Regions from separate parts of the Homo sapiens genome. Here region 2 is linked to region 1. The links are chromatin contacts, found by Hi-C or POLR2A ChIA-PET in ENCODE. All regions are on one chromosome and are shown on one strand. Each heading gives the region's core, a stretch centred on a gene start or an enhancer-like site at or near the end of the contact. The rest is flanking DNA. Distances are from core to core; before and after follow the strand shown. Region 1 has its middle 30 kb from the start of UBE2G1. Region 2 holds the start of MYBBP1A (MYB binding protein 1a).

Region 1 (3,588 bases), core at 313-2,812:
CAGGGATGGATGGGTTGGGGAGCGGGCTCCTGACTGATGGAGGGGGTAGTATGTAGGCTGGAGGCTGGAGAGCTGGGTCCAGCTAAGCCTAGCCCCCATCCAGGCTTCCAGAGTGTGTTTGCTGCTGGCTTGAGATCAGCAGGTAGTGAACCAGGCCAGGAGGTCATTGCCCTCTCCAGGCCTTGGTATTCTAGATCCTTCTCCTCCTTTGGCCCATCTTCCTTCCTTCCTTCCTTCTTTCCTTCCTTCCTTCCTTCCTTCCTTCCTTCCTTCCTTCCTTCCTTCCTTCCTTCCTGCCTTCCTTCCTTCCTTCCTTTTTTCTTTCTTTCTCTCTCTCTGTCTCTCTCTCTCTCTCTTTCTCTTTCTTTCTTTCTTTCTTTCTTTGAGACAGAGTCTCACACTGACACCCAGGCTGGAGTGCAGTAGCGCAATCTCAGCTCACTGTAACCTCCGCCTCTCAGGTTCAAAGGATTCTCCTGCCTCAGCCTCCCTGGCCCATGTTTATTCCAGTGGCTCTTGCCCTCTCTCTCCCACAGTTGCCAATCCCAAATGAAGATATCTCTCAGGGGCAGCAAGAACCCCCATTCTAAGCACTTTAACCTCTTTTCTTAGGATAGCCAGATAAAATACAGTAACACTCAGTTACCAGCCTGGACAACACGGCGAAACCCCATCTGTACCAAAAATTTTTAAAAAAGCAACAAGTAGCTGGGAATGGTGGCTTGCACCTGTAGTCCTACCTACTTGGGAGGCTGAGGTGGGAGGATCACCTGACCCCAGGAGGTCGAGGCTGCAGTGAACCATGATTACACCACTGCACTCTAGCCTGGGTGACAGGGTAAAACCCTGTCTCAAAAAGAAAAAAAGAAAGAAAGAGAAAAAGGACACTTAGTTAAATTTAATTTCAGATAAGGAATTATTATTATTATTATTGTTATTAGAAACAGAGTCTCGCTCTGTTGCCCAGGCTGGAGTGCAGTGGCACGATTGAGGCTCACTGCAACCTCTGCCTCCCGGGTTCAAGCAATTCTCGTTCCTCAGCCTCCCAAGTAGGTGGCAGTACAGATGTGCAGCACCACACCGGTCAATTTTGGTATTTTTAGTAGAGATAGGATTTTGCCATGTTTGCCAGGCTGGTCTCGAACTCCTGGCCTCAGGTGATCTGCCCGCCTTGGGCTCCCAAAGTGCTGGGATTACAGGCGTGAGCCATCACGCCCGACTAATTTTTCAGTATAAGTATATTCCAAATACTGCATGGGATATAATTATACAACAAAATTTAGCTGCTTATTTGAAATTCAAATTTAACCGTGTGCATGTATTTTTATTTGCGAAATCTGGCAGCCTTGCCCGTTCTTCCGTAGCAGTTCCAGACAGCCACGGCCACCTGGTCCTGGTCCTCGGGAGTACCGACACAACTGCCACCCTAAAGGGCACCAGGAACTCTACCTCCATCAGCTCGCAGATGGTCACCGTGGCAGCTGTCTCTAAGGAGGGTGTTCACTCCTCTTCCACAGATGACAAAACTGAGACTCCAAGAAGCCAAGTGACTTGTGTAAGGACAAACGGTAACCAAGGCGCAGGGGAAGCAGCCAGCCTTTGCCAGTCTGACTCCAAAGTTCAAGTTCTATGTACACCCCAGGTAGCTTGGCAAACCACCCACTTCTCGAACAGGAAGGCCTCAACCCTGCCGTTCACAAAGGAGGAAAAAGACAGTGTGTGCAGGCCCCCAGGCACAGGACAGACAAGATTCGGTGCTAGAATATTCAAAGTGATTTTGAAACCCAGCGCCTCTTAGTAATAACAATACCAGTTTCGGTCATTTGCATAACTTTCTACCGTTAACAAAAGGTATCCCCAGCAGTTAATTACAATGACAAAGAAGGCACAAGGAGGCCGGGGCGGTGGTTCACGCCTGTAATCCCAGCACTTTGGGAGGCCGAGGCAAGTGGATCACCTGAGGTTAGGAGCTCAGCCTGGCCAACATGGTGAAACCCCATCTCTACTAAAAGTACAAAAAATTAGCCGGGTGTGGTGGCACATGCCTGTAATCTCAGCTACTCGGGAGCTGAGGCAGGAGAATCGCTGCAATCCGGGAGGCGGAGGTTGCAGTGAGCTGAGATCGCGCCACTGCACTCCAGCCTGGGCAACAAGAGCGAGACTCCGTCTCAAAAAACAAAACAAAACAAACAAACAAAAAAAGAAGGCAGATGGGAGAGAGAATGGTCTGTAGGATCCCTCTGCAGACCCTGGGACGTTTCCTGTGCTCCCACTGGACATGGCTGGGGTGGGTGGGTGGGTGCTGGGCAGATCCTTCTGGGCCAACTTCCAGGAGCTTCTAGATGAGGGTCCTGAAGTCACAGGCTCTGAGCGTGGGTCTGGGCAGCGCACAGAGGGCTTGGGTCCCAGTGGCCAGTTCCAGCTCTGCCTGCAGGACCCCAGTGTTGGCGAACATGCCATCGGTTACAGTTCCTGACACCACCTGCTGGACTGGATTCCAGGCGGTGTAAACCAGTCTCTGCTCTCAGGGAGGGTCTGAAAGACGACGGATCCTTTGAGGGAGGGAACTGGGAGCCCAGGCCCTCAAGATGGGTTAGGAGTAAACTGGAGGGGAGGGGCTTGGGACACCTGCCGGGGGAGTCCAGGGTGGGGTAAGACGCTGGAGAAAATATGATCAAAATGAGACTTATGTAAATCAAATCTCGTTTGGTTGCAGATCTTTTACTGCTGTTTTGATCTGCCATTGGCAGAGACTGCTGACTACTTGGGCTTTTGAGTTTTTCTTCCCCTTTTTACGTGCCATGTGGGGCAGGGGGCGGGAGGAGGTGGGGTGCCCTTTAGGCCACCAGGTTTTGTTTTTGTTTTTTGAGACAGAGTCTCGCTCTGTTGCCCAGGCTGGAGTGCAATGGCGTGATCTTGGCTCACTGCAACCTCCACTTCCCGGGTTCAAGCGATTCTCTTGCCTCAGCCTCCTGAGTAGCTGGGACTACAGGTGCGTGCCACCATGCCCGGCTAATTTTTTTTGTGTGTGTGTGTTTTTAGTAGAGATGGGGTTTCACCGTGTTAGCCAGGATGGTCTCGAACTCCTGATCTTGTGATCCGCCCGCCTCGGCCTCCCAAAGTGCTGGGATTACAGGCGTGAGCCACCGTGCCCAGCCATTTTTCTTTTCTTTTCTTCCTTTTTCTTTTTCTTTCTTTTTTTTTTTTTTTTTGAGACAGGGTTTCACTCTGTCTCCCAGGCTGGAGTGCAGTGGCACGATCTCACCTCACTGCAACCTCCACCTCCCGGGTTCAAGCGATTCTCCTGCCTCAGCCTCTTGAGTAGCTGGGATTACAGACACCTGCCACCACACCCAGCTAATTTTTTATTTTTAGTAGAGACGGGGTTTCACCATATTGGTCAGGATGGTCTCGAACTTCTGACCTCAGGTCATCTGCCACCTCGGCCTCCCAAGGTGTGCTTACAGGCATGAGCCACCACACCCGGCCTTAGGCCATCAGGGTTTAAGGAGTGCCAGGAAACTGTTAAAGGAACCTTGGGGGATCTTTCAGAAATATTTAAAAAAAAGATGAGGCTGTGGATATGCC
Region 2 (3,588 bases), core at 1-2,500, 160 kb after region 1:
ACTCCCCATTCCCCAAGCCTCCCACCCCTGGGGCTGCTGACCTCCCTGGCCCCACTCTCACCTTCTTCACCTGATGCAGGTCATATTTTTCTTGTATCTGCTGCAGGATGCTGCACAAGGGGAGGTCTTCAAAAGACTGTAACAGCTGCCAGGAGTTGTGTGGCAGGAGGAAGAGGGTTCAGGAGAGTGGCCCAACTACGTCTTCACAAACCTTAACCTCCCTTCCCCCTTCAACTTCTCCCAAGAAGCCTCAGGTCCCTAGTCCCACCTTCTATGTACCTTCTATGGCCCCTAGATTACTAGTCTGAAATGCTCAGCCACTGGGTCTTCTCTCCGCACGTGGTCTGAGCTCCCCTCAGGCTGATCCTGCAGGCCTGGGTCTTTATTGCTCTGCCCCTTGTCAAGGCGCCTCAGAGAGTGGTCTACTCCAATCAGCTGAATGCCTCTGCAGGCCTAAGGGAGCCCACCCAGCGCTCACTGCTCCCAGAAAGTGTACCTAAGAGGCCGGGCAACCCAAGCACCAAATAGAAAACCTGGCCAGGCCTTGCTCACACCTTCTCCACTTTCATGAAGAGGCCTCCCTCAGGTTGGCCTCCAGTCTGCTCTGCCACTCCCGACCTCTCTCTCGGGCTGCCCCTCCGCCACAGCTGAGACACCACACCCGCCCTCCTCATACCCCACCATTTTGACCTGGATGGCTGGGACCCTGCCAGGAGCACCACCTCACCTGTGCCAGGGCCAAACTGTAGCAGGGCCGGGCTGTTTCTCGCCCGACCCCGAGTCCCGTGATTAGACGCTTCAGGGCATATTTCATCTCGGACCCCTGCGGAACCAAGCACACCCTCGTGTTCAATGGTGACAACAAGGTGCACGCCCCCGCGCACCCTGGCATCCAGGTTCGCGACCACGTGCCCCCAGTCTCAACTCCCTGGGCCCGCCGCCGCTTCCTTGCCGGGATATGCGCAGCCTCTGCCCCAGACCCCGCCACTCCACCTTCGGCCTGCCACGCAGATACTCCAGCAGCTTCTCCGTGGCCGCAAGTCGCGTCTCCTGCTCAGGCTTCGCAATGTCCCAGAAGAAGTCCAAGAACTCGCGACTGTGCTTCAATAGGCCATAGCGGTCGGCAGGCCGGGCGCCACTCTGCGTCGCTTCTCCAGGCGACATCGGCTGGGCGGGATCCCGGCTCTCCATCTCCGCCACACTCACCGAAACACGAAACACGTGTGCTCCGGCCCCAGCCGCTTCCAGGTCAGGGCACGGCGCATGCGCACCGGTTTGTGTCGGCTCGGAGGCGGAAGAACCCGGAGGGGCGGGGGAACCAAGAGAGACCGGCCCAGAGTTAAAAGAGCGGCATTTCCGCCGTAGCTCTGAGCGGAAGTCCCTCGCCTAGCGGCGTCCCATCTTTCCCAGCCTTCTGCTCACACCCGCTCCGCCCTGGCGGCTGTGGCATCTGCCCCTTTGGAGCCCCAGGGGGGCATTTCTAAGGGCCCATCTCGGAAACAAACCTAGGTGTAGCACTTCGATCCGACTCGTCCCAGAGCGGCCCCTGCGCTCCGAACATTGAGCCATTCAACAATTACTGGGCTCCTGCTGGCGTGCCGTGCTAGGCGGTTGGAACAAAGCCTCTGCTCTCGTGGAGGAACACGGAGCCAAATGCATTTAAAAAGATCATAATTATGAAGAGAATTAGGAATGCAAGGGTCAGGAGGAGGCTTTTAAGTGCTGGAACGTGAATACATCACCCGTTAAAAACACGGCTAATTACTATTCAATAGGGTCTCCAATAATGATTTGAGGGGTTGGTCAGGGAAGGCCTCTGTGAGGAAGTGGCATTTGGGATGAGAGCTGAGTGACAAGAAGGGCCCCCCTCCCCCGTACTCCTGCAAGGATCTAAGGGGACGAAATCCCAAGCCTTGCAACTACAGAGACCCAGGGCTGGAGGGGCTGAGGCTGGCGAGAAGCAAGGCTGCATGGGGCCCCGGGCTGGGATTTCATTCTGAGGGTGATGGGAAGTCACTGGTGAGTTTAATGCAGGGGCAAGCCTGGATCCGATTTACATTTTAACAAGATGATGCTGGCTGCTGTGTGGGGGATGGACTGTAGGTCTGCGCAGGTGGAAGCACGGGAAGACCATTTAGAGATAGTGGTGGACTGGACCCAGGGAAAATGAGAACAGGTCAGATTTGGGCTGATGTGGAGCAGGTGGGGTGGGTGATGGAGTTAGATGTCGGGGGAGAGGAAATGAGGGGGATGCCAGGTTTGAGACTGAAATAACTGGGTACATTGTGGTGCCATTACGGAGAAGAATTTTCTTGGGAGTGGGAGGTAAAGGTGGTGGGATCAAACGGTCTATTAAATCAGAGAAGCCTTTTACAATGGCAGGGGAGGGGAACTGCTACTGGTCACCCTCGCTTCTTGGTTTGAGAAGCTGTTTATAGAGGGCTGTGGTCCAGAGAGGACCTAACCCTTGGGGGAGGTCAGGGCTAACCTTCGCCTTGAATTTCCACACGCTCAACTCCAACCCCTTTGTACCCAAGCCCCTGGGGCGCCTTCTCACCCTCTCAGCCGCTTCCCTGCTTTGCTGTCTGTTCTAGAAAGTGAAATGAAAACATTCACCTTGCACATCTGGTGCCCCAGGAGGCAGGAGGTGAGCGGAGCAGGGGGAAGCTGAAAGATACCAACCCAGGCTCTCCCCTCTCTGGTTGTTGGTCACCTGTGCTGCCCATCAGGGAAGCCCTGACTCCAGTTGCTTCAAAAGCTGTTGGAAAATTAACCAAGAAGCAGGAATGGTGCTTGGTTTCCGGGAGACTTGATCTTTATTTTGTACCCAGTCTGGTTGAGGCAGATAGGTAAGGGGTGTCCTGAAGGGAAGGACAGAGATGCCAACAGTACCCTGGGCTCTGCCTGTCCTGCTTCGTGGGGCCCAGGGCCTAGGCAGAGGCTCTGCACTCTTTCCACTGTCCTCCTGAAAGCTGGATCTGAACTCAGTGCTAGCCCCAGGCCCTACTGCTTTTTCGTTATTACCCTGATTTTCTTAGCTGATAAAATAGCTAGAGATTCCATCCGGTGTGGGTGATCTGAAGAATGATTGTTAGCTCTGGATGCCAGAACTCAAGTCTAGGTAACTTAAAAGGCCAGAGGTTGGGGCCTGAGCCAGCAGTGAGCACATAATAAATCCTTTTTTTTTTTTTTTTTTTTAGACAGGGTTTCCCTCTTGTTGCCCAGGTGGGGTTGCAATGGTGCGATCTTGGTTCACTGCAACCTCCACCTCTCGGGTTCAAGTGATTCTCCTGCCTCAGCCTCCCAAGTAGCTGGGATTACAGGTGCCCGCCACCATGCCCAGCTAATTTTTTGTATTTTTAGTAGAGACGGGGTTTCGCCATGTTGCCCAAGCTGGTCTCGAACTCCTAGCCTCAGGTGATCCACCTGCCTTGGCCTCCCAAAGTGCTGGGATTACAGGCATGAGCCACCGCACCCAGCTATTTTTTTATTATTATTATTATTATTTTAAAGACAGGTTCTCACTCTGTTGTCCAGGCTGGAGTGCAGTGGTGTGATCCTAGCTCTCTGCAGCCTTGAACTCCTGAG

What was found. A loop is a pair of places that touch in the nucleus more often than their neighbours do. ChIA-PET counts read pairs that join two places held with the same protein, here RNA polymerase II (POLR2A). Pooled maps may share reads with other maps.
Region 2: a pooled map shows a loop between it and region 1 (12-fold over the local background). The contact joins the promoter of MYBBP1A here to the enhancer-like site in region 1. A Hi-C loop is called at or near these places in 3 of 50 pooled maps. POLR2A ChIA-PET finds 5 or more read pairs at or near these places in 4 of 52 experiments (HEK293, WTC11, activated CD4-positive, alpha-beta T cell and 1 more).

Annotation. Positions count from the first base shown.
Region 1 is chr17:4,394,554-4,398,141 of GRCh38, forward strand. No RefSeq gene overlaps it. Among named protein-coding and RNA genes, the nearest start is that of UBE2G1, 30 kb to the left of the region's middle. RefSeq lists enhancers at 1,141-1,911, 1,495-1,574, 1,912-2,681. Within about 2 kb of position 1,563, at least 6 of the 41 ENCODE cell types and tissues checked have a DNase peak (open chromatin) inside an H3K27ac peak, as active enhancers do.
Region 2 is chr17:4,554,134-4,557,721 of GRCh38, forward strand. MYBBP1A (MYB binding protein 1a) reads right to left here and starts at 1,251. Exons shown (of 26, transcript NM_014520.4): 1 at 994-1,251; 2 at 728-823; 3 at 62-145. The coding sequence starts at 1,191. GGT6 (gamma-glutamyltransferase 6) reads right to left here. Exons shown (of 4, transcript NM_001288702.2): 4 at 2,794-3,588.